Linked DNA regions of Homo sapiens: all the other regions are linked to region 1. The links are chromatin loops, found by intact Hi-C in ENCODE. Cell type or tissue: PC-9. All regions are shown on one strand.

The links. Peaks named below come from ENCODE experiments on the same cell type or tissue, not always from the same donor. Only the 100,000 strongest peaks of a DNase experiment are listed, where the experiment ranks them.
Region 2: a loop joins it to region 1, with 6 times the contacts of the local background. A loop is called at or near these places in 18 of 110 quality-filtered maps.
Region 3: it touches region 1 in a loop (20-fold over the local background); 3 of 110 quality-filtered maps call a loop at or near these places.
Region 4: a loop joins it to region 1, with 14 times the contacts of the local background. A loop is called at or near these places in 55 of 110 quality-filtered maps.

Annotation. Positions count from the first base shown.
Region 1 is chr17:51,053,326-51,061,325 of GRCh38, reverse strand. It overlaps SPAG9 (sperm associated antigen 9), which reads left to right. Exons shown (of 30, transcript NM_001130528.3): 3 at 4,844-4,914. Among named protein-coding and RNA genes, the nearest start is that of SPAG9, 64 kb to the left of the region's middle. In PC-9, CTCF peaks have their summits at 4,196 and 4,399 (motif pointing right); DNase peaks (open chromatin) are centred at 705, 1,345 and 4,355; H3K27ac peaks cover 1,457 bases.
Region 2 is chr17:50,847,872-50,855,871 of GRCh38, reverse strand. It overlaps the pseudogene RPL5P33. Among named protein-coding and RNA genes, the nearest start is that of TOB1, 14 kb to the left of the region's middle. In PC-9, CTCF peaks have their summits at 3,400 and 3,602 (motif pointing left); a DNase peak (open chromatin) is centred at 3,641; H3K4me3 peaks cover 320 bases; H3K27ac peaks cover 346 bases.
Region 3 is chr17:50,779,444-50,787,443 of GRCh38, reverse strand. No RefSeq gene overlaps it. Among named protein-coding and RNA genes, the nearest start is that of MIR8059, 15 kb to the right of the region's middle. In PC-9, CTCF peaks have their summits at 3,894 and 4,099 (motif pointing left); DNase peaks (open chromatin) are centred at 2,143 and 4,113.
Region 4 is chr17:50,997,658-51,005,657 of GRCh38, reverse strand. It overlaps SPAG9 (sperm associated antigen 9), which reads left to right. Exons shown (of 30, transcript NM_001130528.3): 12 at 395-446; 13 at 3,813-3,943; 14 at 5,941-5,997; 15 at 7,041-7,214. Among named protein-coding and RNA genes, the nearest start is that of SPAG9, 120 kb to the left of the region's middle. In PC-9, CTCF peaks have their summits at 4,258 and 4,457 (motif pointing left); a DNase peak (open chromatin) is centred at 4,397.

The DNA of each region.
Region 1 (8,000 bases):
TCACTATTAAGTGGTGTACATTTGACACAAAGCAATGCAAACAAATTGATTAGGAAACTGGCATAAAATCAGTCAGGACCTGACTTTGTTTTGTGGCATTATAATGTTTTGTTCTGTAAGGTATAAACCCAGCTCTCTGACCAAGTCAGTTGACAAACATCTTATATAAAAGCTTCTCTCGGTGGGGCGCGGTGGCTTACGCCTGTAATCCTAGCACTTTGGGAGGCCGAGGTGGGTGGATCACGAGGTCAGGAGATCGAGACCATCCTGACCAACATGGTGAAACCCCATCTCTACTAAAAATACAAAAATTAGCTGGATGTGGTGGTGCACGCCTATAGTCCCAGCTACTCAGGGAGGCTGAGGCAGGAGAATCGCTTCAACCAGGGAGGTGGAGGTTGCAGTGAGCTGAGATCGCACCATTGCACTCCAGCCTGGGGACAGAGTGAGACTCTGTCTCAAGGAAAAAAAAAAAAAACAAAAAAAACCCTTTTCTCTGAGGTTTGCTTAATGGTATAAGTCAGCTAGGGCCGCCATAACAAAATATTACAGACTGGGTGGCTTCAATAGCAGAAATTTATTTCTCACAGTCTGGAGGCTGGAAATCTGAGATCCATGGTACAAGCAGATTTGGTTTCTCCTGAGGCCTTTCTCCTTGGCTTGCAGGTGGCTGCTTTACCTCTGTGTCCTAATATGGCCTTTTGCCTATCTCTTGCTGTTATAAGGATACCAGCCCTGTTGGATCAGGGCCCCACCTTAATGACCTCATTCAACCTTAATTACCTACCTTCTTCTGCCTTTTTTTTTTTTTTTTTTTTTTAAAAAGACAAAGTCCCGCTCTGTCACCGAGGCTGGAGTGCAGTGGTACAGTCTCAGCTCACGGCAACCTCCATCTCCCAGATTCAAGCGATCCTCCTGCCTCAGCCTCCCGAGTAGCTGGGATTACTGCTATTTGCCATGACGCCTGGCTAATTTTTGTATTTTTAGTAGAAACAGGGTTTCACCATGTTGGCCAGGCTGGTCTCGAACTCTTGCCCAGGTAATCCACCTGCCTCGGCCTCCCAAAGTGCTGGGATTACAGGTGTGAGCCACCTCGCCCGGCCCTTAATTATCTTCTTAAAGGCCCTATCCCCCAAATGCAGTCATATTGGGAGGTAGAGCTTCAACCTATGAATTTGGGGGGTGAGGGAGCACAATTCAGTCCATAATAGGTCAGGAGATAAGAGTTCTCTGTGGGGATGGGAAGCAAAGAGTGTTGTGACTTGACAATCAGATCCAGAAAAGTCTTACAGACCATTGTAAGAATTTTTTTTTCCTTTTAAAAATGAGATCGGAAGCTTTGAAGTTTTGAGCGGTTAGTCACTGTTTGATTCCATCTCTATTTTGAGAATGTAGGGAACAAAGACTAAGTAGAGAAACTAGTCAGGAGACTAGGATTATTATTGTAATAACCTAAGCAAGAGATGATGTCTTGGGTCAAAGTGAGAGTGATGAAGGTGGTAAAAGTGGTGAGATTCTGGTTTTTGGTTTGTTTGTTTGTTTGTTTGTTTGTTTTTTGAGATGGAGTCACACTCTGTCGCCAGGCTGGAGTTGCAGTGGCGCAATCTTGTCTCACTGCAACCTCTGCCTCACTGCAACCTCTGCCTCCTGGGTTCAAGCGATTCTCCTGCCTCAGCCTCCCAAGTAGCTGGAATTATAGGCATGCACCACCACGCCCAGCTAGTTTTTGTATTTTTAGTAGAGATGGGGTTTCACCATGTTGGCCAGGCTGTTCTCGAACTTCTGACCTTGTGATCCGCCCACCTCGGCTCTCAAAGTGCTGGGATTACAGGCGTGACCCACCAAATTTTCTTTATCCAGTCTATTCGGTAACATTTTTGTTCTCTCCCTGAGAATGCTACAGTCAGAGCAATAAAGCTTGTTTGTTATGGTTCTGAATAGTTTGTTTAAATCCCATTCTACATGTTGAACTCATAGCCATTGTAGGATAACATAAGGAAGAATGAGTATTCAAGCAGAGGAAAGTGCCTGTGTGAATGGATGCACATCGTGTTTGAACTGAGGTGGGCTGGGGCTATACAGGCATAAATACATCAGATCACTGACTCCTCCCCAGAGGTAACTACTATCCTGACTTGTAACATTTCAGATTAGTTTTGTGTTATGTCTTTGAATTTTGTATTCTTTTGTTTCTGCTTCTTTCCTTCAATATCATATTTGTGCTATTGGTCCATGATGTTGTGTGTGGCAATAATTTGTTTATTCACGTTGTACAGTATTCCAGTACATGAATATTTATCCATTCTACTCTTGATGGACAGTTGGATTGTTTTCAGATTGTGCTTCTTTGAACATTGTTTTAAATACCTTTGGGTGGACATATATATAGGCTTTCTAGCAATGACATTGTTTTGTGATAGGGTTGGCAAACATTCGAAACTTAACTAAATCTTGCCAAACAGTTCTTAAATTGGGCATACCAAGTTACGGTGTATGAAACCATACACCACAGTTTATGAAAGTTCCAGTAGTTCCACATCCATACTGGCACTTGGTGTGTTGTGTTTTTCACTGTAGCCATTCAGAAGCATGGTGGTGTTGCATTTTGGTTTTAATGTGCATCTCCCTGACTTGGGTACACATTTTGCTTGGCAGTTTGATGCCCTTTGTATCAAAGTATCTGTGAATGGGTTGTTTCTGTAAGAACAGAGGAGTTTTTTGTTTGAAGCATACTCCCCTCTGCCCAAAGTGATATCTTAAAGTAAACTCCAATATACAAAACAGATTAAAATGAGTATTTGCTGAGAAGCAGTATAGCATGGTAATTAAGAACACAGATTCTGGAGCCAGATTCTGATAGGAATCCTTGCTTTGCCATTTTCTATCTGTGTGACTTTGGGCAAGTTACTTAGCTCCTATTTGCTTCAGTTTCCTCATCTCTACCATGGATGTAATAATAATACTTTCATCGTAAGGTTAATGTTAGGCTCAAATAAGTTAGTTTATATGCAGTTCTTAGGACTGTATGGTACATAGTAAGCACTTGATGTTGTTGGCTGCTATTAGTAGTGGTGGTGTTGGTGATACAAATTTATTTATGAATTTATATCAGCTGACAAGAATAATAAGGCTCTACTATTGAGCACAAATTTGAAATTGAGGATTATGAATGATAGTTGGATTTTATTTCAGCCTCAGCATCCAATTTTTGTTTTTGTTGCACATTATCAAGAAAATAATGATTCAAAAAGATGAACAATTGAAAATAGATATGGTTTGTCCAGTAGTCTCAGAATTCCTTTAAGCTTTTAATCAGTTTAAATGACAAGTAGTAGAAAATGTTTATTTTGAAATTATTAAATATCCATAATTTGCTTGGATTTCCTGTTTTTAAATAAAAATCATAGAATTAAATTTTATTAAAAATTAATTTGTGGTTTTAGCATCTATTATTTTATCACAACACATCTGCATAATAAATTTGCTTATTATCGCTTTCAGCCACAGGATAAGATGAGCAGCAGATGTATTCAACACTTGTGTGGCATGATAAAATGTGCTCCGTGGGTACTGTAGTGTGTGTTTGCTCTCTGGTGCAAATGTAATGAGCCAGCGACACATAAGCTTGAATTAGAAACAAATCAAAACAAAGACAGCTACAGTTTTCCTAATCACATATTTTCAAGATATTTAAACAAATTATGGCAAGTAAAGGTACACAAACCCAAAATGAATTTTCTGGGCAGCACAAGGTATGTTTTGTTTGGTGTCTGGTGTGTTAATACTAGGAGGCATATAAAACATTCATTTATCTGCTGTCAGAATATTAGTTCATACTAGTTCCTTCTACAGCTGTCCTCCACAGTCACCAGTTGTAGATTACACACAGCCTTGCCTGTTTGCGGCCAGCTGACCCTTAAACCCAGGGAACATTTTCAACTATGCTAAGGCTTTCCAACAGACTAAATGAGTACCCTGATAAACTCCTCTAGCACCAGCTTTATTTCTCCCCAGACTGTCTCCCACTGCTCCTTAGCCAAGTATGGGCTCCTCCAGTCTGGCCAGTCTCCCCTCTGCCTCACCACCACCCTCTGCCTCACCACAGGCATGGTTTTGTGTTCCCTTCTCTGTGGTAACAGTGTCAGGAATGCTCTCATTACCATCTGTCTTGAGTACTGTAATTTCTTCCTTTGTGGTTCTGTGTGGACACCACCTCCTCCCTGAATCATTCCTCTTTGCTATCAGTTATTCTTTCCTGTGGAATCCTGTCCTGACATTCTGTATCTCAGGATCTATTAATAAAACTTTTTTTTTTTAAATATCCTGAAGTTGTACTCTGTGAGCACTACCTCAAGTCAGTGCCACTCACAAAACCCATCAGCAGAGGGAGCTAAATAAAAGAAGATGAGTCCCTGAAATTGAGGAGACCTGAAGCAGAAAAAGTACTTATAAACAATCAACTTTCACAAACTGCCAGTGCTAAAGAGCTTGAGTAGTGTTGGAAATACATTATTTGGGCCCTAATCCCAGTTTAAAACTTTGATGAGGTGATTTGTGTTTTTGAAAGAGTTAATTCTGTATCATGTTAAAAAAAAAACTGTTTAGGGGGATGACCTGATAAATATAGGAATATTAGAGAACCAATCTAAGGTATTCCGCTCGTCTGAAAGTTTTCATTATTAAGGATAATGAAATGAGGTCACTGCTTTGTGAAGACTTGCATATGGAACACTGAGTCTGAAAGTTGCTAAGGATTATGGATAGCCCATTCTGAGTCTAACATGTACTTTTTCAAGTAAATTTCTTATTTTGTTTTGATCAAGTGTATGTATCTTAATTTCAGTTAGCAGACTTGAAGAAAGAGAAGCAGAACTGAAGAAGGAATATAATGCATTACATCAAAGACACACTGAGGTGGGTTTCTAGGTTTTTCATTACCATGCTATTATTGAGACAAAGAAATGAACCTTAGAAAATATGTCTTAATTTTTCTTTGAAAATCAGAATTTTTTAAAAAAGAATAATTCTTGGGGATTCTTTCAAGAAAACATTAAATTTCATGTGGCATTTACCTAGTTACCAAATGTCAACTTTTCTTGGAATTAGCTTTTCATGGGGTGAATTAGTATGCTACAGAATAATTTAGTTATTTAAGGCAGCTATAGTACTTCTCTCCTTGGCTGGCTAAGCAAAAACCTATGTGCACATAATGAAGTTTCTGTGATGCTTAGATGAGAGAACTGATTTGTTTTTTTATGAGTTTGGAAATTATGGATTGGTAAGTTATTGGTAAAGGGTCTCTACATCTATTATCCATTGTAAAGGACTTATTTGCATTAAGCTCATAACAAATAATATAAGCACAAATTATAATGTGTTAAAATAACTCAAAAGTAGGTTTTTTGCATGAGTTTTCAGTATTTTAAATTAACAGTTTCAGCACAGTCTCCTCAAAGGAAATTAGAAAATGTACTTGAGGGTTTTTTAACCTTTTTATGATTCCCTGTCAGCCTTTCATGTTGCTTTTGTTTCTGTTATCTTAATGTGAAAATTATTTTTGTATGTCATGGTCAGTCTGGGTTTCACATACCCAGATAAATATAATTTTTATAGTTTTATACAATATTTGTTACATGAAAAAAATAATTCCTCTCTCTTTCCCCTTGCTAGTCCTATATTTCCCATGATACATATGGTTCCAGTCTTAGCCCGTTTTTTTGTTTGTTTTTTTTTCTCCCTAGTTTGTGTGATCTCTTATCCTGCGTCTGGTAGAAACTATGTTGTTGTTTTTCTTTAGAAGAGTATAAAAACCTTTATAATCTATAATCATAAAACAATTTAAAATCATGTTTTGGAGAATATCCACACAGATTGTATTCTGTATACAGTAAGCATATTAATGCTACAAAGATTGTATTTACATTATTATATTGTAGCTATATTCTGTTGTTGCTTGTGTGTGTGTGTGTGTGAGAGAGAGAGTCTTGCTCTGTTGCCCAAGCTGTAGTGCAGTGGCGCAATCTCGGCTCACTGCAACCTCCATCTCCTGGGTTCAAGCGATTCTCCTCCCTCAGCCTCCCAAGTAACTGGGATTACAGGTGTGTGCCACCATACCCGGCTAACTTTTGTATTTTTAATATAGTAGAGACAAGGTTTCTCCACGTTGGCCAGGCTGGTCTTGAGCTCCTCACCTCAGGCAATCCACCCACCTCGGCCTCCCAAAGTGCTGGCATTACACGTGTGAGCCAGTGTGCCTGGACGTTGCTGTTTATTTATTTATTTAAAAAAATGTTTTAATACTAGCCATTGCTTTTAAGGAACAGAAAACCCCACCACACATTGCATTTGAATAATGTGGTTAGCACTTTCTTGGGGTAGGGTGTAGAATTTTTCCCTGTTAGCCTTGACACGTGAGATTTGATTATTACAATCTTAGCTTAATAACCATACCCAAAGCATGAAGTATCACAGAATTGATATCCAGTAGCAGATGGAAAGGATGGTCCATGAAGGGCTTGAACCATAGAGCTCAGGGAAGACAGGAGCAGGTTATACAGCAGCTTTTTCAGTGGTAAAAAATACCCACATTTGGCCAGGTGCGGTGGCTCACACCTGTAATCCCAGCACTTTGGGAGGCCGAGGTGGGTGGATCATGAGGTGAGGAGATTGAGGCCATCCTGGCTAACACGGTGAAACCCCGTCTCTACTAAAAATACGAAAAATTAGCCAGGCATCATGGAGGGAGCCTATAGTCCCAGCTACTCGGGAGGCTGAGGCAGGAGAATGGTGTGAACCCAGGAGGCGGAGCTTGCAGTGAGCCGAGATCACGCCACTGCACTCCAGCCTGGGCAAGAGAGCGAGACTCCGTCTCAAAAAAAAAAAAGCCAAAAAAACCCACATTTTGGCTGGGAGCAGTGGCTCATGCCTGTAATCCTAGCACTTTGGGAGGCCAAGGTGAGCGGATCACTTAAGCCCAGGAGTTTGAGACCAGCCTGGGCAACATGGTGAAACCCCGACTCTACCAAAAAAAATATATACAAAAATAGCCAGGCATGGTGGCCTGCACCTTTAGTCCCAGCTATTCAGGAGGCTGAAGTGGGAGGATCACTTGAGCCCAGGAGGTAGGGGATACAGTGAGCCAATATTGTGCCACTACACTCCAGCCTGGGCAACAGACCCTGTCTCCAAAAAAAAAAAAAAAAAAAAAAAGCCCTCACATTTTAATGACATTTGTTAGCCATTAAGGTTTAATTTTAGTGGATATTAAGATTTAATGGCATTTGGTGGATATTAAGATATTAAGGTTGCTAAAAGGCCTGTTACTGATTTTCACATCATTCATCTCAGTGCCTAAACAATGTACTCTATGTACTGTTTGCTTAAGTAGTACTTATTAAAGCTGATAATTATAAATACATATATGTTTTATATATATATATATATATATATATATATATATATATATATATACTTTTTTTTTTTTTTTTTTAATTAGGGTCTCACTCTGTTTCCCAGGCTGGAGTGCAGTGGCGCAGTCATAGCGCACTGCAGCCTCAACCTCCCGGGCTCAAGCAGTCCTCCCACATCAGCTTCCCAAGTAGCTGGGACCACACACGTGCATGCCAATTTTTTTTTTTGTGTGTGATGGAGTCTCGTTCTGTCACCCAGGCTGGAGTGCAGTGGCTTGATCTCAGCTCACTGCAACCTCCGCCTCCTGGGTTCAAGCGATTCTCCTGCCTCAGCCTCCTGAGTAGCTGGGATTACTGGAGTGTGCCACCACGCCTGGCTAATTTTTGTATTTTTAGTAGAGGTGGGGTTTTCCCGTGTTGGTCAGGCTGGTCTCAAACTTCTGACCTCGTGATCCATCTGCCTTGGCCTACCAAAGTGCTGGGATTACAGGCGTGAGCCACCGCTCCTGGCCAGTGCACGCCAATTTTTAAAATGTTTATTTCATTTTTATTTTTTGTAGAGATAAGGTCTCACTATGTTGCCCAGGCTGG
Region 2 (8,000 bases), 210 kb after region 1:
GGTCGCATCCCTTCTGCCTATACACTTTTCAAGTGTTTCAAAAATAATTGTGGAAAAACCACATTGACAAAATGAGCTAGACATTGATTTCATGTGGGGTTTGTTTTGTTTTGTTTTGTTTTGTTTTTTGCACTGAATGTTAAACATAAACTTCCTTCCTGGCCATCAGGTTGCAGCTATTTTTAAACTCTGATTCTCCACATGCCCTTCTATAGCTTTTGAGGTCTTTTTTTCCTCTTTCTTAGTGCTAGTGAGAAAGCTGGAAAATTATGTTGCACACTCTTTTGGAGTGTGAAGACTGACTTAAAACGATTTTGTGCTTCCTTTAGGCCAGAAAGAAAGAGTGTCAAGAATGGACGTGGCATCAGTCTAGCTTGTTTTCTAGCAAATGGTGAGTATAAGTAAATGACTTCTGTATATTGATAGAAAGGAATGCTATCAGTATCATATCAGTATGATTTAAGAAATGGAATTACTGGCCGGGTGTGGTGGCTCATGCCTGTAATCCCAGCACTTTGGGAGGCTGAGGCAGGCGGATCATGAAGTCAGGAGTTTGAGACCAGCCTGACCAATAGGTGAAACCCCGTCTCTACTGAAAATACAAAAATTAGCAGGGCATGGCAGCACGTGCCTGTAATCTCAGGTACTGGGGAGGATGAGGCAGGAGAATCACTGGAATCCAGGAGGCGGGTCGCAGTGAGCCGAGATCGCACCACTGCACTCCAGCCTGAGCGACAGAGGAAGACTCCATCTCAAAAAAAAAAAAAGAAAAAGAAAGAAATGGAATCATCCTACCCTGCAAATATTGTACACTTTAGTACAGTATCCAGACACCTTGTGACACAGGTTCAGTAGTTTCCAGGCATAGGAACATCTTTTTCTGTTTTGCACTAAATGCAGGTATTCCTTTCAGATGGCTTTCCCTTGCCACCCCTCCACTAGCCATCAATGCATTTCTTTTTCCTTTTTTTTTTTTTTTGGAGGGGGAACGGAGTCTCACTCTGTCACCCAGGCTGGAGTGCAGTGGCGCAATCTCGGTTCACTGCAACTTCCGCCTCCCGGGTTCCAGCAATTCTCCTGCCTCATACTCCTGAGTAGCTGAGATTACAGGCACGTGCCACCACGCCCTGCTAATTTTTGTATTTTTAGTAGAGACGGGGTTTCACCATATTGGTTAAGCTGGTCTCGAACTCCTGACCTCGTGATCTGCCCGCCTTGGCCTCCCAAAATGCTGGGATTACAGGCGTGAGCCACTGCGCTCGGCCCCATCGATGCATTTTTAGTAAGGATGAAGGTTGAATTTTGTTTTGTTTTGTAATGACAATGCCTATTCTTTCTTCACTCTGATTATCCAGATCTGCCTACTGCCCTCAAATCTCTTTTCCCAAAAAGAACTCTCCTAGTTTTGCAAACTACCTGCCATTCTAAAGTTTTGTGGAGCCCTGGTGACTTACTTTATTCTAATTTCTTTTTATTTCCAGAAAACATGATAGGAATCTCTTAAACCATTTTAATACAAGGTTTAAGATAGCTGCAATCTTTGCAGTCAACCTTTCTAGAAACTAAGGTGTCACCAGAGGCTCTTTAACTAAAGACTTTGAGAACAAACAGTTTTCACACAGCTATAAAAGATTTTTACCTGGGGAAATTCTTCTTTGTGAATCTTGAAAAAGGCTGGAAGAAAGGAAGGAAACTTTTTTTTGGTAACTTAGAAAGAAGATTCTTGTTTATTTTCTGAACCACTAAAGTTCAAAGAACTTTTTGGGTTCTGTGTAAAAGGAATAGAGAGATGGAGGTGAGAGCTTATCTCCCCAGGAGCATCTGCCAAAGGAGAAGGGTCTGGCAGCCGGCAAGGGACCAGGGTGTTATGTCTTCTATCTGCCTTTGCTTCCAGGGCCTGGGAAAGGTGGAAAGGACAGTAAAGGAGAGAGCTTATGCATACACTGCCTGACAACTTGCCCTGGAGATCAGTTTCCTCGGAAGGAGGCTTTGCAGAAGTTCTGACACCGCCATTTCCCAAAGATTGTGCGCGTGTTTTTTTCCCAGATTTTCAAGGAGGATGGGGAACTGCTCCTACGTAAAGCACTGCCTATTTGAAGGATGATTTTTATACTATCACAAAGTCTTATGGAATCCAGAGGGAATGACCAACCCCAAAAGCTCAGTAGTAATAATGGCAACCCTTATATGAATTTACTATGTGCTAGATACTGCCCCATTTAAATTCAGTTCAACTTCATAACAACCCTCTGAAGGTTGTACTGTTTCTCCCATTTACAGATATATAAGTGGAGGCAGAGAGCTTGCAACAGTCACAGCCAGCGGAGCTAGGATTTGAACTGTGGGATTCTGTTTCCAAAGTCCATGATCCTTAACCATTACACTATCCTGCTCCCTTGGTTGACCTCAACCGGTCGATTTTATAAAAAGAGCCCCACCTGATTATTTAGAAGTCATCTAAGCTGCACTTTGTGCCCAGTCCCCCTCTCCTGCAAACCTCACTTGTGATTGTTTGCTCAGCAATCCCAAACTTATTTTGCTATCAGCCTTTGCCAGGCACAATTAGGAAAGGGAAATCGGTTGCAAAAACACAATGGAGTAAGATATGAGTTTGAGGGCTACGTGCTAGCTTTACTTACTTACATTGCGACTGCTCTCTGGATGATTAGATTTGTTGAGAAGCAACTATAGGCACTTCACATACTGAAGTCTTGGGTCCTGAGCTTTACTAGTACTTGTGATAGCAAAAGGGTGATGTTGACTCAAGTGGCTGCCCTGGGCTCAGATTCCATTCTTGTCCCTAAATTCTTTCTCAAACAAGGTGAGATATGATTAAAAACAGCTCCTGTATTCATCCACTCAACACATTTATTAAGCATCTCCTGCGTTAGGAACTGGCAGTGATATATACAATCCTTCGGAACCTCTAAAGGAGCTTACATTCTAGCAAACGATAACACACACGCCCAAATAATCATAATACACAGGAAAATGTAGGGGTATGAACAAAAAAGGGTGAGACTGTGCCTATCTTAGGGATGCTAGATCTGGGGGGAGATATCCAGCTATGAAGAATGGGTACAATGTCCACTGGAAGCACCCGGGGAAGCCTGGGCTCCCTCAAATTCCCAGCTCCAGTGGAGGAACAGGCAGTTGAGAGGAAAACCTTGGTCCTGGTGTGTGTGTGTGTGTGTGTGTGTGTGTGTGTGTGTGTGTGTTCTTCATCAGATGTAGCCACAGTAGGAAGAATGTGTGCTGCTAACCCTTGGGGAAAAAGGCAGAGGAAATCAGAAATAGAAGCTCTGCTGCCAGCCCATCTCTCCTGGGAGAACCTGCCTTTGAATTTGAACATTTTAACTTATTTTTTCACTGTTTCAAGCTTTGTACAGAAACATTATGAAAGAGAAATAGTTTAAAACTTCTTTATTCATCAAACCCAGGAGTGAGATGGGGAGGACCAGTAAGAAGTCCAAGGAAAGAAAAGGTGGGACTGAGAGGGGCGTCAGGCTGTGTCAGAGGGATGTCGAATTCCTTCCTTTTAAGACAGTTTCAGTTTCATGCTTAATCTAGAAACTTCCTCAGGCTAGAAGCTCCCTCTAGGGGTCATCTCATTTGTTTTCCTACCTTTAGTGACAAAGCCTCTTTTGGTTTTGTGATGTCAGGGCTCACAGCAGGTACTACCCCTCCAGAAGTTGGTGTTGGTGGAAAGTGCGTGTTCATTGCACAAACTCAGACACCCCCAGGTCACTCCCAGTTGCCACTCCCATCGCCACACCCTACCCCTGGCCAAGGCAACAAGTCTGTGGAGCTCTGCAGTTTCCTTTTCCAGTTTGGCTTTTTGGGTGCTTGTAATATCTTCCGGTTTGAACATAAATCAAAGAATGAGGCTTTGAAGGGAAAGCTTTGTATAAATTTCAGCCAGAAATTAACATTCCCAAATAACTTTTCGCCTGGGTCACTTCCCCGGGCAATGCCCTTCCCCAGGCTTCCCTAAGTTCTCTTGGTGGCTGAGCACTCTGTCATCCACTGAAAATACCACCACAAGCTGGCCAAACTCCTTCATGTGACCTGGGACTGTTCAGAGAGCATCACTATTCTGTACAGAGTGTGGATCCTGCTTTGGCACAGAAGACACCAGCGTCTGATCCTTGTCTCACACTCACTTGACCAGCGGGGACACATGTTTAGGCCCCACAATTTCCCCTGCAGATGTAAGAATGCTCTAGAGTGGTGTAGGGGGCTTCATTCAGCCTCCAAATAACATTACTCCTCGTGATCCTCTATGAGAAAGAACGTGGGCTTTGGGGTCAGACTTTTTTTTTTCCTTTTTTTTTTTTTTCTGAGACAGAGTCTTGCTCTATCACCCAGGCCGGAGTGCAGTGGCGCAATATCGGCTCACTGCAACCTCTGCTTCCTGAGTTGAAGGGATTCTCCTACCTCAGCCTCCTGAGTAGCTGGGATTACAGGTGCCCAGCCCCAAGCCCGGCTAATTTTTTTGTATTTTTAGTAGAGACGGGGTTTCACCATATTGGCCAGGCTGGTCTCAAACTTCAGACCTCAGGTGATCCGCTGCCTCGGCCTCCCAAAATGCTGGGATTACAGGTGTGAGCCACCACGCCTGGCCTGGGGTCAGACTTTGAATCAAATCTCAAACTCAACCTTAAATAGCAGTGCACTGTTAAAACGATTCCACCTCAGATTTCCTAACTGTAAAAGGGTTCCAAATTCTACTTGTTAGGGTTGGTGTGATGAGCATGTAAGATAAATAAAGCATTCAGCATAATCCTCTTCCCTACATAGAATAACCTGCACTCTCTTTACTCTGTGGTGAGAGAGGGCTCAAATCCTCCACCTCTCCCCGCACGGCTTAGCCTCAAGGGCATGTGCTCAGCCTATTTAGGGGAGGTCAGCTGGCTATAAACGTGCCTTTTCATGAGAATCCTAGGAAGTAAAACTTCCTGGTATATTAGCAGGGAGAAGGGAGGACACAAAAATGAGACGAAACCAGACTTGACTGTTCTTGAATCTGTGGTGGAAAATATCACACATGCGGTTAAGTACGTGGCCTTTGGAGTCATATAGACACGCCTAGGTTTGGTTCCCTGCTTGGCCAGGGACTTTGGGAAAATTATTCAATCTCCCTGAGCCTCAGTTTCATTATCTCTGAAATGGACAGGTTATTAAATGGAGGTGAAAAATATACACATCACAGGGTTGTAAATATTTAATGAGATAATGCATGTTGAACACATATTAAGTGCTGTAAGCTATTAGTAATGGAAATTATTAACCCTACCAAAAGGGCATCTAATTGGTAAAGGGTGCCCACCTTCTATGAGGTCTGGGACAGGGATGGGTTACCATCCGTGTAAGTCTCACTAAAGCTGTGTTCTAGTCATCCATAAACACCAGCTTCAGCGCTTATTAGGGTCACAGGGTAAAATTGCTGGTTGTAATGATTGTGAGGATTGCTTTGAGTCTGTTATTGATCATACCAGGGTCCTAAGGCTGTTTCCCCTTTTATTCTGTTGCCCCTTGTGGTACATTGAGATGGAGAGTGGCACTTGAAATAAGGGGTCATTGAGAGCTTAGTTCTGTGCCCCGAGGTGTTGGAGCTGGGAATGAAGGGTTCAGAAATATTCTTAGGGCCTCCATGGAGGTCTCAGAGGTTCCTCATCTCTAACCAAATTACTACACTTTATCTTTTCTTCCTGGGCCTCCAACTGCACAACCCCGAGTGTGTGCGTATGTGTGTATGCATCTCCCCATCCCTCTTCTTTTTCCTCTCATTCCTGCCCTCCTGCTCTCCCCCTCTCTTCTCCAGCTACCCTCCTCCTGGACTCTTTCCTTATCAGCAAAGGAGACTGCATCTGTTCTCACTTTGCTCTGGGAGAGGGGCCTGTTCTCCCCTCCTGGTTCTTGCTCCAATCATTGGCAGGGACGTGCAACAGCAATTATCCCCAACAAACTGAAGCAATGAGGCCCAGGACCAACTACCCTGGAGAGGCACTATGGCTACCATTATTATTCTGTTGTATAGATGATAATACTAAGGCACAGAGAAGTTAACTACTCAAAGTCACAAAGCCAGTATTTGAACCTATGCTCTGCCATGACTGTGACCTTTTCTCACTGCCGGCCCACCCTGGATAGCAAGGAGATTTGGGGACCTTGCGGCCTAAAATATCTGGCCCCTTATTTACTTATCTATTTATTTATTGCTTAATATGTTGATTGTCTTTATCTGAAAAATCCTCATAGAAAATTGTTGTCTGGGGCCGGGCGTGGTGTCCCACGCCTGTAATTTCAGCACTTTGGGAGGCTAAGGCAGGCGGATCAACTGAGGCCAGGCATTCAAGACCAGTCTGGCCAACATGGTGAAACCCTGTCTCTACTAAAAATACAAAAATTAGCCTGGTGTGGTGGGGTTTGCCTGTAATCCCAGCTACTGGGGAGGCTGAGGCAGGAGAATTGCTTGAACCCGGGAGGTGGAGGTTGCCCTGAGCCAAGATCGCACCACTGAACTCTAGCCTGGGTGACAGAACAAGACTCTATCTCAAAAAAAAAAAAAAGAAAGAAAGAAAATTGTTGTTTGGTTTAGCCCTCAGCAGTCTGCTCCTCTGCTCTTGTAAGAGAGGGCTCAGAGAAAACAAGCTTGCCTTCTTTTGAGCTACCCAATCTTTCTTCTGGGCAAGGGACATTTGGGGACGGTTCTATCTCCTCTTTTTAGCTTCTTTCTCGGGCTTCTTCTCATGGACTGGTGATATGGTTGGCATCTGTGTCCCCACCAAATTGCATGTCAAATTTTAATCCCCAGTGTTGGAGGAGAGGCCTGGTGGGGGATGACTGGATCATGGGGGTAGTTTCTCATGAATGGTTTGGCATCACCTCTCAGTGCTGTTCTCGTGATAGTGAGTGAGGAAGTCATTGGGAGCTCTGGATGTTTAAAAGTATGTAGCACTTCCCCCCTCTCTCTCTTCCTCCTGCTCTAGCCATGTAAGACGTGCCTGCTTCCCCTTTGCCTTCTGCCATGATTGTAAGTTTTCTGAGGCCTCCCCAGAAGCAGAAGCTGCTATGTTTCCTGCATAGCCTGCCAATTAAACCTCTTTTCTTCATAAATTGTCCAGTCTTGGGCATTTCTTTATAGCAGTGCAAGAACAGACTAACACAGCTAGATTCTCTTGTATAGCAGCATGAGCTTCCTTACACATCTCCTCCACCACGTCTGTAGTTACACTGTTCTTTATGTATTGAGATAACTCTTTCTTGTAAGCATCTTTATTTTCTTCCATTAGGTGATGCATCCAATCTGCAACATTCTGACCTATGATGTACTTCTGATGTACTTCTTCATTAAATTCCTTGCCTTCAGAATCATAAGCAGGGAATCATTTGGTACTGTGAGGGATAGACAAGCCTCCATCCACAGCTCCCTTCAGTGCCCCAAAAACTTTATTGCCAATAGTAGTTCTGGCAAAGCCTGCATCCAAATAGCAGGTGAAGGCACCGGGCTGACCATCAATGCTTTCCACATTATAATTCATCTCTGGTCACCTTCTCTTGGCCATCATAGATCTTGTCCATGCCGAACCTATTGAGAAGCCTGCAGGTCAGCACAGGCTGGTACAACAGGCTGCAGCGTCATCTGTCAGGCCAACCTTCACATTGCATTTTGGCAGTTCATGTGCATAAGCTGTACAGACTATCATATCCCCTTCTATGTGAGCATAAGTAATCTGACAAATGATATCTCTATTAGTTACATGACTTTTCCTGTATTTGGGCATGTTATACTTGTTTTTATCCTATATCACCAAGGGTTTCCAAAGATAGTAATCAGTTTTACCCTCTTGTCATTTTCTAAATTTCACGTGTATCTCTTAAAGTAGGCCTAGTTCTTGACGTCTTTAACCACCCCCATCCTGCAGAACAGAGCCCCCTGGGCCCTCTTTTTAAACATTTATGCAGCACACTTATAGCAGCAATGACCACTAACAAAA
Region 3 (8,000 bases), 270 kb after region 1:
GTGTGCAAGGGCCCCAGTGCTTTACTCCCTGTGTCTTTACCGTGTGCATCTACCATCCTGGTGCCCTCCCACTCAGACTCTGGGCTCAGCCACGTGCTTGCTGTGGCCAGCAGGATGTTAGCAGACCGGAGGCAGGCAGAAGAGGGCTTAGCATCTCCATCTGTTCTTGCCCTGAGCTCCACTATGAGAACATGCCCGGGCAGGCCTGCTGAAGGATGAGAGACCCATGGATATGTGAGGAAAGAACATTCCGGGCCAAGGGAACGGGCAGTGCAAAGGCCCTCCTTCCAGATAGGGGCTTGCCTGGTGTACTTGAGAAGGAGCACAGGGCCAGTGGGGCTACAGCCAAGTGAGAGAGGGGACCACGTTGCAGGAGCTCCTGGGATCCAGACTGTGGAGGGCTTTGTAGACCATTGCAAGACTTAGGCACTTACTCTAAGCAAAATGAGAAGCAGAGGCCTGGCAAGCTCTGACTTCCATGCTAAAAGGATCACTTTATTGCTGAGAAAGAAGAGATATGGGGGCGGTGCAGAAGCAGGGAGACCAGTGGGAATGGGAGGGGATATTGCAATAATCAGACTAGGGTGGCCGCAGCGGAGGTGGGGAGAAGAGGTTGGATCTGACTATGCTGTGAGGTCGGATCTCAGAGGATGGGGTGGGGGTCAGTGAGAGGAGGTGAGGGGTTCTGAGCTGAAGAACACCAAGGCTCAGCCTGGCCCTGCCTGATGGCCCCACCCAGAAATCCCCAGCTCCCTCTGCTCCCGCTGCATTGGCCCTTGTTTTCATCCCCCGAACACATTCCCCTCTCTCCTGCCTCAGAGGTCTCGGTACTTGCCACTGCCTCTTTCCCCTCGCTCTTGGCCTGGCTAAATCCATCATTTGGGTCACAGCTTAAATGTTCTTCCAGAGGCCTTCCCGGGACCCCCACCCACCCCACCCCTATGAATTGTCTTCTCTGCCATCCTCCCTCCTCCTACCCTGTTCTTTCCCTTTCCAGTGCTCCTTTTAATCACGTACGTAATCCTGTGGTTATTGGTTTAACGTCTGCTCCATTAGATCACCAGGGAGCAGGGCCCGACAGGCTGTGTGGGGTCAAGTCCCTGTTATTCCCATCTAGACCTGTGTGAACTGGGGAAAGCTAGTAAACCACTGGGCCTCAGTCTCTTCCTTGGAAAAATGGCAGTAAGGCCCAAGGCAATCCTCCAGGTAGAGCGCTGAGCTCAGTGCCTGGCCCACTGTTCAGTACATGTTAGCTACTATGGGGGCCATGGAAAGGAGGCCAATGTATTTATCTGGAAGCGCTCAGGCTGTTCAGATGACTTCACTGTATTTGGCAAGCTCTCCGAGTGGCATAAACAAACAGCACTCTGAGTAGACTGCTCAAATGAGGCAGGTTTGAAACTGCCTCTTGGCAAATGCACATTCAGGGAAATTAGAGAGATGTGTGCATTTGCTGATTTTAGTTGCTTGTCATCCAAATACCAATCGAGAGGGGAGGATACAAATCTCAAGATGGGCTGGAGGCAGTGTTCCCCCTATGGAAGCCTAAGGGGGCCAAAGATCCAATTCCTGCAGGGGGTGCTTGGGAACTCAGCCTTGGTTCATCCTGCCTAGGACTTTGACACTGACTGAGGGTTATTGAGAAGCTGGGACCATTGAGGTGTCACTCCTCTAATGTTGGGGTCCCAGCTGCCACCATCAAAGGGCAGTGATGGTTGTGAGGTTGGCATGATTGTCCTCATAAGACCCTCCCTGTGATTCTGCCTCCCAGCCTTCTGGGTTCCTGCCCAATTTGTCAGGCTGGTTCCAGTTTACCCTGTGACTCTATGAACCATCCATCATCATTCCAGAAAATTATTTTTGGGCTATAGTTAACCAGGGTTGTTTTCTATTGTTTACAACCAGGATCGTCTCCCCTCCCAGAAGGGGCTGAGTACCAACCCTCAGAAAACCTCATCCACCACCTTGGCTCTGCCCTACTCATTACTGGGAGCATAAACTTCCCTAGGGTGCTATGGGGCGGGCATGTGTCAGTCTGTACTAGGAGTACCCTGAAAACAGGGCAAAAGATGTGCCAAGCTAGATTAGGAAATGTTAACCAGGCTTCTTTCTCTAGCATGTCATACCGCCCCGCCCCAATGCAGGTGGCAGCAAGGATGTCCTTGGGGCAGGAATGTTTCAGAAGAAATGAAGAGAAGCCAGTGGAGCTAGGTCTTGGATACTAGCTTCAAAGTTGAGGTCCTTGCCTCAGTAAAAACACTGATCACACGATGGCTCTCTCCTCCCCACTCCAGCCCTGTTGTCTGGGCTGCAGTAGGGGCACTGCAGAGCTCAGGGAGTAGAGGGGCGCAGTGGTGAAGGCACTTCCTGGTGAAGGCACTGAGGTACCATCTCCCAGAACACCCTCATGTCTCTACACGTAAGGAGACATGCTGCTGTGGCTTGTCTGGGCAGAGAGGGCCTGAGACAAACCCCTCCCCACAGTTTCCCATTGAAGTGGCTGAGAGAGGGTTCTGGGACCACATGAAGCTCAGGATCAGGATGGTATAACAAGGAGGCCAGGTGGGCCGCGGGCCCTCATGGTGAATGCTGATGGGATGGACACGGGCAGTAATGAATCCAGTGAGAACGGAAATCAGCAAATGATGCCCGATAGGGCCAGAGACCATCTTTACAGATACCAGCAGAGAAAACGAGAACGACCAAGATCAGAGCCCTCTCCCTGCTGACACCATTAGCTGGGACCCCAGGGCAAAGGGGGAGGCAAAAACTTAGAATTGACTGAAGAGGCCAGGCGTGGTAGCTCACACCTGTAGTCCCAGCACTTTGGGAGGCCAAGGCGGGTGGATCACAAGGTCAAGAGTTGGAATCGAGCCTGGCCAACATGGTGAAACCATGTCTCTACTAAGAATACAAAAATTAGCCAGGTATGGTGACACATGCCTGTAATCCCAGCTACTCGGGAGGCTGAGGCAGGAGAATCACTTGATCCCAGGAGGCAGAGGTTGCAGTGAGCAGAGATCGCACCACTGCATTCCAGCCTGGGTGACAGAGCAAGACTCCGTCGCAGAAAAAAAAGAATTGACTGAGGAAACCCTGAATTCTGTAATAAAAATGTTTCCACATCGTGCAACATGGGAAATGGAGGTGGAAATCCAAGTCAATTATAGAAAATAGAAACATTCACACTTCTGACTTTGTAACCCATGAAGCTTGTGCCCCTACAAGGAGATCTCACCCCCATGTAACCTGGGTGCCAACCCATTACCTAAGAAAACAGACAGGCCTGGAGAGCTTTAGGGAGAGTTGTGGAGGGACGGACTTTGAACTCTTGTAAAGTGACTTGCTTTTATTAGGCACCTACTGTATACCAGGCACATTGCTGAACACTATATATTATTTATTTTTCTTTTTTCTTTTCTTTTCTTTTTCTTTTTCTTTTTGGACAGTCTCACTCTGTTGCCCAGGCTGGAGTGCAGTGGTGCCATCTCAGCTCACTGCAACCTCCATCTCCCAGGTTCAGGTGATTCTCGTGCCTCAGGCTCCCGAACTATATATTATTTCTTTCTGTTTTTGTTTGTTTTGTTTTGTTTTTGAGACAGGGTCTCACTTGGTTGCCCAGGTTGGAGTGCAGTGGTGCGGTCTCAGCTCACTGCAAGCTCAGCCTCTGGAGTAACTGGGATCATAGGTATGTGTCACAACGCCTGGCTAATTTTTGTATTTTCACTAGAGACGGTGTTTCGCCATGTTGCCCAGGCTGGTCTCAAACTGCTGGCCTCAAGTGATCCGCCCGCCTTGGTCTCCCAAATTGCTGGGATTACAGGCATGAGCCACCATGCCCAGCCTACATATTCTTTCTAAGTGAGGTGGAAATTATTATTTTCTTTTTGCAGACAAGAAAACTACAACACAGTTGCTGAATGAGGGAGCCAGGGTGCATTGGGCTGATTTCCCACAGGACAGTTTATGGACTCCTTGGATAACCAGGAATACTGCTCTGCGGCTTTACACCCAAAGGTGGTGCTGGGAGAGATGGGAGACCAGGGAGGGACTGAATTAAAAATGCAGGTTCTTGGAGGAAGCTCAGGCAGGAGTGGGGCGGCCCCTGGTGGACACACGGAGAATGGCAACTCGGTGGTGCGGACCTGCCCTGCCCAGTGGCCTTGCATGGGAATGGCAGGGAAGGAAAGGGGCAGGCTCAAGAGGAGGTATTGAGAGGGGCTCCCATGTTGGAGCTCAGTCCTGGGACAGCAAAGGCTACTCCTGGGGCGCGGGGGCGGTATGGGAAGGGGCATTTCATGAGGACAGGCAAGAGGAAGGAAGCTGACCTTCACTGAGCGTTGACTATGCTCACAAGATACAGGTGGGAAATGATATCGACTTTTAAAACGGGCCCGCTGGGCGCGGTGGCTCATGTCTGTAATCCCAGCACTTTGGGAGGCCGAGGTGGGCAGATCACTTGAGGTCAGGAGTTCGAGACCAGCCTGGCCAGCATGGTGAAACCCCATCTCTACTAAAAATGCAAACAAATTAGTGGGGCATCATGGCACATGCCTGTAATCCCAGCTACCTGGGAGGCTGAGGCAGGAGAATCGCTTGAACCCGGAAGGCAGAGGTTGCAGTGAGCCAAGTTCCCACCACTGCGCTCCAGCCTGGGCGACAGACCAAGACTCCATCGCAAAAAAAAAAAAAAAAAAAAAAAAAAAAAAAAAAAGGGCAAAGATATCCAGGCACATGCGAACCAAAAGAAAACCAAGGTCATGACATGAAGCTCAAAAAATTATATGAAACACGACGGATCTCTTTGTACTGCTAAAAGGGAAAGACCCCAGAAAATAAAACGTGCACCAAGTAACATAATGTAAAACACATAGGCCGGGCGCGGTGGCTCACGCCTGTAATCCCAGCACTTTGGGAGGCCAAGGCGGGCGTCACGAGGTCAGGAGATCAAGACCATCCTGGCTAACACGGTGAAACCCGGTCTCTACTAAAAATACAAAAAATTAGCCGGGAGTGGTGGCAGGTGCCTGTAGTCCCAGCTACCTGGGAGGCTGAGGCAGGAGAATGGCGTGAACCCGGGAGGCGGAGCTTGCAGTGAGCCGAGATGGAGCCACTGCACTCCAGCCTGGGCAACAGAGCGAGACTCTGTCTCAAAAAAAAAAAAAAAAAAAAAAAAAAAAGTGCACATCAAGAAAGTGAAGAGACAATCCACAGAATGGGAGAAAATATTCATAAATCATATACCTGATCAGGGACTTGTAACCAGAATATGTAAAAAGGCTCTTACAACTCAATAAGAAGACAACCCAATTTTAAAATAGGCAAAGGCCAGGCTCGGTGGCTCATGCCTGTAATCCCAGCACTTTGGGAGGTCAAGGCAGGCAGAACACTTGACGTCAGGAGTCCTAGACAGCCTGGCCAACATGGTGAAACCCCATCTCTACTAAAAATACAAAAATTAGCCTGACACAGTGGCACGAGCCTGTAATCCCAGCTATTCGAGAGGCTGAAGCGGGAGGATCACTTCAGCCCGGAAGGCGGAGGTTGCAGTGAGCCAAGATCACATCACTGCGCTTCAGCCTGGGCGACAGAGTGAGACTCCGTCTCAAATAAAATAAAATAAAATAAAATAAAATAAAATAAAATAAAATAAAATAAAATAGGCAAATGATTTGAATAGATGTTTCTCTAAAGAAGACATGCAAATGGCCAATAAACACAAGAAGAGATGTTCAACATCACTAGTCATTAGGGAAATGCAAATCAAAACCAAAATAAGATACCACTTCACACTCACTGGTATAGCTACAGTTTAAAAGACAAATAAAAAATAGACCTTCTCAATCCCCCTGTCTCTGTGAACTTCCGCTGGGAAAAGCGATGCACTGGCGAAAGCCGTGTGAGGGGGGCCTTTGGCTCCAGAGAGACGGCGCGAGAGCCCCAGTGGGAACCACCCGGAGACCCAGAAGATCGAATTCGCCACTGCGCTGCGCGGCCGCCACACTCGCCGGGATCGGCCGGGTTTGAAGACGCGCCATGGAAGCCAGAGGGGTCTGACGATGGGGACCTCTCGGAGCGTCGTCGCCCTGCTACTGCGCCTTGGCGGCCGCGCTCCATCTGGAGGCTTCCTCGTGACGCATACGCAGCCTGGCCGCCAAGAAGACCGTCGCCTGCCTGGGACAGCCACCCTGGACACCCAGAAGCCAGGAGATTTCCAGTGAGGCCCTTCGCTTCCTTATCTTTTGCCCAAGAACTGGGTTTCCGTAATGCGTCCGCTCTGTTCCCATGCCACCCAAGAGGCTGTGGCTGAGCAGCGCTTCTGACACATTGCTCTCTTTAGTCTGTTCTCGCAATAAAATCCAACGCCAGTGCAAAATAATAATAATAATAATAAACATAGGGCCAGGCACGGTGGCTTACGCCTGTAATCCCAGCACTTTGGGAGGCTGAGGCGGGCGGATCACGAGGTTAAGAGTTCCAGACCAGCCTGGCCAACATAGTGAAACCCGGTCTCTACTAAAAATACAAAAAATTAGCCGGGCATGGTGGCACGCCCCTGTAATCCCAGCTACTCGGGAGGCTGAGGCAGGAGAATCGCTTTGAACCCAGGAGGCAGAGCTTGCAGAGAGCAAAGATTGCACCATTGCACTCCAGCCTGGGCAACAGAGCAAGACTCCGTCTCAAATAATAATAATAATAATTAATAAAGGCCAGGCATGGTGGATCACACCTGTAATCCCAGCACTTTGGGAGGCTGAGGCAGGTGGATCACTTGAGATCAGGAGTCCAAGACCAGCCTGGCCAACATGGCGAAACTCTGTCTCTACTAAAAATACAAAAAAAATTAGCCAGGCATGGTGGCACACGCCTGTAATCCTAGCTACTTGGAAGCCTGAGGCACAAGAATCACTTGAACCCGGGAGGCAGAGATTGCGGTGAACCGAGATTGTGCCACTGCACTCCAGCCGGGGTGACAGTGAGACTGTCTCAAAAAAAACAAACAAACACATAGTGAACCCCCATCTCTACTAAAAATACAAAAAAAAATTACCGGGCATGGTGGCGGGCGCCTGTAGTCCCAGCTACTTGGGAGAGAGGCAGGAGAATCGCTTGAACCCAGGAGGCAGAGGTTGCAGTGAGCTGAGATCACGCCACTGCATTCCAGCTAGGGGCACAGAGTGAAACTGTGTCTCAAAAAAAAAAAAACCCACAAAACATATACACAGAATTTTTTTTTTTTTTTTTGAGATAAGATCTTGCTCTGTTGCCTAGGCTGGAGTGCAGTGGTGAGATCTCGGTTCACCGCAGCCTACACCTCCTGGGCCCAAGCGATCTTTCCACCTTAGTCTCCCAAGCAGCTGGGACTATAGGCCTGTTTTTGTTGTTGTTGTTGTTTATTTGAGGCAAGGTCTCATTTTGTCACCCAGCTGGGAGGGTAGTGGCACCATCACGGCTCACTGAAGCCTCAACCTCCTCCTAGGCTCAAGCGATCGTCCCATCTCAGCCTCTTGAGTAGCTAAGACTAAAGGCGCAACCAACATACCTGGGTAATTTTTCTTTTTTTTTCTTTCTTTTTTTTTTTTTTTTTAAATAGACAGAGTCTCACTGCCTTGCCCAGGCTGGTCTTGAACTCCTGGGCTCAAGCAATCCTCCCAACTCAGCCTCCCAAAGTGCTAGGATTACAAGCATGAACCACCGTGCCCAGCCAGAAAAACTCTAAAATGCATAGAAAAATAGACAAATAGAAACACCTCTCAGCCCGTATCAGATACTTTTAAAACAAAACAATAAGGTTCCTCAGAAGTTCATGTCATAATCAATGGCTCCAGCTTTACAAGGGCCACAAACTTATATTGCAAACCAGCCACATGCCAGGTATTGTTCAAAGCCCTGGGGACACAACTGGGGGGAAAATCTCTGTTCCTGTGTAGCTCACATTCTACAACAAATATTCACTCAACAAGTATGGGGCATCCTTCTGTTCCAGGCACTGTTCTGAC
Region 4 (8,000 bases), 56 kb after region 1:
GCTGGTCTTGAACTCCTGACCTCAGGTGATCCACCTGCCTCGGCCTCCCAAAGTGCCGGGATTACAGGCGTGAGCCACTGCACCCGGCCTAAATATTGTTATTTTTTATGTCTATAATGATGCAAAAAGAGTTAGAGACTGTTCAAACATCTTTGTTTTGATAATAAGGAAATTTAAAACATTATTTTTTTATCCCACTTTCTTTAATACCTGTTTATTTCTGAACAATGCTATGATATGATGATACTCCACCAAATGAGGGTGGCTAAATACCCTGTTTGGGAAAAGAAAAATAATCCTTTAGTGGTAGTTAAAATTGTTGACCTACTCTTATTTTTTTGAAAAGATGAGCTCAATTCAAATAACATGTTTTGTTTTGTTTTTTCCCCACTAGAGCTCGGGCAGAAGCTGAAGATGCAAGGCAAAAAGCAAAAGATGACGATGATGTAGGTTTACAATTTTGGACTTTTTTTCTTACCTTACCATGTTTTGGTGTTTCGGGAAGATCTTCCTACGTAAGCTTTGGATATAATACTATAAAGATTTTTAAAAGTCAGGAGACATGTTTATGGTCATGAATAGGATAGCTCATGCTTCTGCATGGTATCCAGATGCTGAGCTTTCTAGCTCCATGCAGTGTGCTCATTTTCCCTCTGTGCCTCTGTGCTCTTACCTGTAGTTGCATGTTCAAGTTTGAGGACCAACTGGGACATTTTGGGGTTTTTGGTTGTTGTTATTGTTGTTTCGTTTCAAATTTTGATTTAGAAATATGAAAGCTTAATAATAAAAATTATTTAACAGTATTAAAAAGATGAAGTCTAGAACTTTAGTACTAGTCAATTAGTTCATATTGTTGTGAACATAAGTACAGAAGAATAAATATGAGCTTCTTGCTAATATCCTTAGCATACCCCTAGTCTTTTTTTTTGAGACAGAGTCTCAGTCTGTCACCGAGGCTGGAGTGCAGTTCTGCGATCTCAGCTCACTACAACTTCCACCTCCCAGGTTCAAGCCATTCTTGTGCCTCAGCCTCCCGAGGAGCTGGGACTACAAGTCTAATTTGGCTAATTTTTTGTATTCTTAGTAAAGGTGGGATTTTGCCTTGTTGGCCAGGCTGGTCTCTAATTCTTGGCTTTAGGTAATCCACCCTGGTCAGCCTCCCAAAGTGCTGGGATTACAGATGTGAGCCACCCAGCCCAGCCTCATAATCATTCTTATAACAAATGTTTGCAGGTCAAAGGTCAGACCAAAGATATGTGGTTGTTTTGGACAGAATGATCACTTGGTGCCCCTTCAGTCTCTGTTTTTTAGTATCTTATGTAATGATACACACAAAAACAAGTAAGACATGCAGGTTATGAATCATAATAAATTAACATTGTGAACCTACCACCCAATCTGATAATTAGAACATTACTAGACATTGAACTATTCTGTGTTCCTCCCCTGCAGAGAAAGCTGCTATCCTATATTTATCATTTGCTTAACTTAAAAAAAAAATTTTATCATATCACATATGTATATATGGTTTAATTTTTCCTTTTTTGTGTTTCACACTACATTTAGTCTTGGAGACCAGCTTCTTTTCCTCAGTGGCATGTTTTTGAGATTCATCCGTGTAGTACAGTGCTGTAGTTATCATTCATATTCACTACTTTATGATATCCCATTGAATGAATAGTCACAATTTATGTATTTATTTTCCTGTTAAGGAATATTTAGTTTGTCTCAGCTTTTTACAATGCTGTTGTTACAAACATTACAGTAGAAGTCTCCAGGTGGGCAGGAGCAGTAGCCTTTCCAGAGTACATACCTACTAGTGGGCTTGCTGTGTTATAAACTTAAGATCTTTATCATTTGTTGTTTAACTTTATTGAAAGGAGAGGCCCAGTTTCTATAACAGAACAACAAAGGAGGAGGACTGCTAAGGGCTAAGCTTAGTGTCTTTCTTATGTCCCAAACCTTTCAGCTTTGATCCAAAATGTGGATAATGAAAGCCTATAGGACGTTGACTTGAGCCATGTTCCCTTGAGGTCTTACCCCTGTGCTCACTCTATATTCACATACTCTGTCTAAGAGTAATTCTGGCTAATACAGTTGTCTCCATCTGTTTGCATTTATGTTGGTATTTTAGCGACTCTTATAGTTGAGTACCTTGGTAACTAGGTAATAAGTTTACCCTTAATGCTGGTCTTGGGTGAGTATGTGGTTTGGTAATTTGAGATAAATGGAACTAACTTATAACTATTTTCTGAGTGACGATTGTTACAGAGCATGAATTAAAATAATGGTAGAGCAACATTTTTAGGTGAAACTTACAATAGTGTATTAAATCTATGTAGATAACAATTTTGGTTTTAGTTTAAAATCTGCACTATCCTTTATTTTTATTTTAGTATTATTACTATTTTTTAGAGACAGAGTCTTGCTCTGTCACTCCTCCAGGCTGGAGGAGTACAGTGGCAATCATATCCCACCACAGCCTTGAACTCCTGGGCTCAAGTGATCCTCCTGCCTCCGCCTCCCAAGTAGCTGGAACTACAGGTGCATGCCACCCCACCTGGCTATTAATTTAATTTTATTTTTTGTAGAGCCAGGGTCTCACTATGTTGCCTAGGCTGGTCTTGAACTCTTGGCCTCAAGCAATTCTATGCTTTTTTTTTTTTTTTAACTTCAGCCTCCTGAGTAGCTGGGACCAAAGTTGTGCGCCACCCCATACGTGGCTAATTTTTTATTTTCTGTAGAGATGGGATCTCACACCACATTGCCAAGGCTGGTCTCAAATTCCTGGGCTCAAAGTGATACTCCCAAAGTGCTAGGATTATAGGCGTGGACCATCGTGCCTGGCCCTACTGTTTGTTTTTGTTGTTGTTTTTGTTGTTGTTGTTGTTTTGTTTTTTAAAGACAGGATTGCACTCTCTTGCCCAGGTTGGACTGCAGTGGTATGGTCATGGCTCACTGCAGCCTTGACCTCCCAGCTGAAGCAATCCTCCTACCTCAGCTTCCCAAGTAGCTGGGACTACAGGTGTGTGCCACCACTCCTGGCTACAGGGTTTTACTATGTTGCCCAGGCTGGTCTCAAACTAAGCTCAAGCATTGTACCCGCCTCAGACTCCCAAAGTGCCGCGACTACAGGCGTGAGTCACTGCGTCCAGCCCCCTACTATTCTTTTTATTTTTTAGCTTTATTTTTTATATATTTTTAAGAACCATGAGAACAGACCCACACTACTCTTTATGATTTCTTTATAATATGTTCAAATATCTGTGTATATATATTCAGAAATTAAATTGCTGCCTTTTATCTTTGTAGTCATGAGTGATTATTTAAATCTCTTTGTTGGCTGGGCACAGTGGCTTACACCTGTAGTCCCAACACTTTGAGAAGCTGAGGCAGGAGCACCACTAGAGTCCAGTATTTCAAGATGAGCCTGGGCAACATAACGAGACCCTGTCTCTACAAAAAAATTTAAAAATTAGTCAGGCGTGTTGACATGTACCTGTAGTCCAAGCTACTCAGGAGGCTGGGGTGGGCAGATTGCTTTAACCCAGAAGTTCCAGGCTGCAGTGAGCTATGATTTCACCACTGCACTTCAGGGTGGGCAACAGATCAAGGCCCTGTCTCAAAAAATATATTTTTTTAAAAAAAAGTCTTTGTTGATTTTGTTTTTATAAAGCCATTTTTCTTTAAATGATCTACTAGATTAAAAATTAAGGAATGCTTAAAAACTGAAAGATTTTGCATAACTCTGAGATGAACACCAAGACATTTATAAGCTTCCAGAATGATATGTCATTTTCTTGTCATTATAGAGTGATATTCCCACAGCCCAGAGGAAACGGTTTACTAGAGTAGAAATGGCCCGTGTTCTCATGGAGCGAAACCAGTATAAAGAGAGATTGATGGAGCTTCAGGAAGCTGTTCGATGGACAGAGATGATTCGGTTTGTATGACAAGCGCTCCATTATTTTCCTACTATTATTTTGTAGGTTTGAATATTCCTTCATGTGGAACTTAAGTCCTGCCCTGTAAGATCCAAGCCCCTTTCTCTGTTTACTAGGAGAGACTTTTTAAAGTAACACTCAGAATTAGCAACAGAATGTGATCAAAGGAGGTGCTTTTTGGGCCAGTAAGGGATCTTGGAGGATGTTACTACGACCTCTAAAAGGCAATTATTATTACTTAGGAATGATGGTCATTTTTCAAATATAGAAATCAATACTACTTACCCAGTAATGTCAGGAAAAGATCACAATTTCATATGCAACACAGGAAAATAAATTATTTTGACTCAGTGTCTTTCTGTAAAATACTCTTGCTTGATTTCTTTCTCTCTTTTCTAACTGTTCATGCCAAGTACACCCTTCCATTGGTATCTTTCAGTCAGATGGCTCTTAAATCTCACCCAATGCTGCCATCTAATGGTTGTAGTCTCAGTAATAGTGTTTCTTTAATTTAGAAAGAACTGAAAAGTTTGTAAATGAGCTGCCCCCTAATTTACCCATATTTTTGAGTTTGGATTGTCATATCAGATTTACCAATAATAGTATGCATTGACATGTTGTTTTTAAGTTTATGAACACATTCTCTAATTGCCAACTTTTACTTCTTTAGGATTACATCATTTATTTCACAGTTTATGTACCCTTTACCAATGTTATATTAGAATCAAGTGTTTTAACATATCATTTTACAATTTGCTGTGATAGTAATTGCTTATAACTGCCCATAAGGAAGATCAGTATTCTAATCTATATTTATTAGACAAGGAAACTAACCCACTAGAAAGTGTATGTTCTTAACTGCAGTATTTAGTGGATATCGAATAAATAATAAGTAAATATTCAAAAAACTGAAAGTGGACCTTATTTATTTATTTATTTATTTATTTATTTATTTATTCATTCATTTATTGAGATGGAGTCTTGTGATGGAGTCTTGCTCTGTGCCCAGGCTGGAGTGCAGAAGTGTGATCTCGGCTCACTGCAACCTCCACCCCCTGGGTTCAAGCAGTTCTGCCTCATCCTCCCTGGTAGCTGGGTTTCCAGGTGTGCGCTACCATGCCCAGCTAATTTTTGTATTTTTTAGTAGAGACAGGGTTTCACCATGTTGGTCAGGCTGGTCTCGAACTTTTGACCTCAAGTGATCCGCCCGCCTCGGCCTCCCAAAGTGCTGGGATTACAGGTGTGAGCCACTGTGCCCAACTGGACTTCACTTTCCATTGCTGTTTTTAACTCTAGCAGCCAAGTGGTAGTCAACAAATTAAAGGAAATAGTAGCTTACTTTTAACTACTTCACTGAAGTAAAGAATGTTTTTAATTTAGTTCATAACAAAAAAGTAGTGAAAAGAGAGCTCTGATTATGATGGCAGAATCCCTACCACCTCATAAATCAATTTGGAATATCTTATTTTCTGAAATTTTGTTGAATCACCTGTCAATCCAGTTTATCCTCTTCCCTGCTGTGGTCATCTTTCCAGTGATGGAAAAGTTTTAGTCTTGTGAAAAATGACCCCTCAGGATGCCAAAGTTTCAAGCTATTTTGTGAGAGCTCCGAGTATAGATGATAGAGACTTTTATGTAAAGATGGGAATTTACAAGGCAATATTTTAATAAAAGGGAAAGTTAGAGGGTATCTTTTCAATAAAAAATTTTAAATATCATTCAGGCATGTTGGCTGTCTAGCACATATTACAGTCCTCTGTCGGTAGACTAAGCTCTTTGAGGGAGGGATGATATTTTATTTTTCTTAGTAGAATTAAAGTCAATCTTTAGCAGATTGACTGACACATGGTAGGTCAAAGTAACTACAGTATTTATTGAACTTAATTGTTGACTCCCCTCTGTGTATCCCATGAACTTCTTGGGTCTCTTGTTCTTCAGAAAGAAAGGTAGAATACCTCACTGATAAATGTTTCTTTTCTTTTCTTTTTGAATGTAGGGCATCACGAGAAAATCCAGCCATGCAGGAAAAAAAAAGGTCAAGCATTTGGCAGTTGTAAGTATTGAAAAACAAAGATGTTAGACAGCACATGAGACAAGAAAATTACAGTCAAAATTTATTTCCAAGAATGATTTTATGTCCATTTTCTTTCCTTCATTTTTTTTTTTTAAACTAGGGGTAATGGTTAAGTAGCTAAACTGAACTTTTTTTTTTTTTTTAATATATAGTGTGCCAACTCGGTAAGGCTCTTCTCAAGGACAAAAAATATGATATCGTAAGCTGCATCATGTTGACTGTGCATTTGTTGCAATCCTCTGCCAAATTTAAATAATGGGGAATTATTTAGAGACTTGAAAATGACCTGGATCCCCATTAAATAAGTTTCTGATTGGCTGGTTTTGTGATTGTAAGAAACTTTACAAAGTGAAGATGAGAAATTTAGTGCTTGTAGGGTTTGAGTAATATTGTGTATGTATTGAGCTTGAGTTATGTTTGTGCTAGAAGTACTATGTGTTTACTGTGATTAAAACTTACCCTTTTTTGGTGAATCTGCTATTTAATGGAAGTGTCAATTAAAAAAGAAATAGACCCGAAAGTAGTTGTTTAAATTGAGCTTAATCAGAAAATGTATAAAATGTGTGTTAACATGGTAATATGTGTTCCAGTACTTGATTATAATAAGCTGTTTTTAGAACTGGCATACTAAGCTTCCATTCACATCACACAGCCATAACCTTGCGGTTTAACAATCGCTCTTACCTTGCACCAAGTAGGAGCTAGCAAAAAAACCAAAATATATTTATTCAGTAGGAGAAGTTTCCTCTATTTAAGAGCTTCTTGCTTTCATTATACAAATTGCTAGTTAAAGAACAGGCACCCGCCATTCTAAGCAATAGTTTCTCTTCACTGAATGTCTGAGTTTGGCTACGAGTTACTGCTAAGGCTACAGCGTATGACTACAAAAACTGTTTTTGCCAATTTCTAACTCATTGCCTTGTAAAAGTACTCTGAAATTTTCTTCAACATTAAAGTTTGTGGAAAATCAAGGATTGTTTCTCATAGTACATGTGACACACAGACATACTGTCTTCTTTTAGTTTCAGCCGACTTTTCAGCTCCTCAAGTAACACGACTAAGAAGCCTGAACCACCTGTTAATCTGAAGTACAATGCACCCACGTCTCATGTTACTCCGTCCGTCAAGAAAAGAAGCAGCACCTTATCTCAGCTCCCTGGGGATAAGTCCAAAGCCTTTGATTTCCTTAGTGAAGAGTAAGTCTTTTCCAAATTAATCATTATATTCTAAATTAAGTTAGTGGTTCAGAATATTCTTGGCCTCTTATCAGCTCTAAGGATTCAGGTAAATCTATAAAAAAATCATTTCTGGGCCAGGCACGGTGGCTCACACCTGTAATCCCAGCACTTTGGGAGACCGAGGTGGGCGGATCACAAGGTCAGGAGTTCGAGACCAGTCTGGCCAATATGGTGAAACCCCATCTCTACTAAAAATACAAAAATTAGCTGGGCGTGGTGGTGTGTGGCTGTAATCACAGCTACTTGGGAGGCTGAGGCAGAAGAATCGCTTGAACCCAGGAGGCGGGGTTGCAGTGAGCCGAGATCATGCCATTGCTCTAGCCTGGGTGACAGAGTGAGATTCCATCTTTAAAAAAAAAAAAAAAAAAAAAAAAAAAAATCATTTCTGTAACTTGGCTGTCTTTAAGTAAATTACTTGTAGTCAAAAGTTTTTATGAAAATTGCTTTTCAGTTTTTATAAAAGAGAAGGATTTTTTTTTAAATGCCTCATTTTTGCTGGTATGACAACATTGATAAATACCTATTAATAGAAATGTGAATGGCCTTTAGAGGTAAATGAGCCTTTATCCTAAATGTTTGAACATTTCTGTTGGTGTCAGAGGACTTGGTTTTCCATCCTGACTTTACTACTCATTAGGTACAAACACTTGGGCAAATTAACCTTTCAGAGCCCCCAGTTTCTCTGTCTGTAAAATTAATCTGATAACCTATCTCAAAGGTGATTGGACCCAATTATACAGTTAT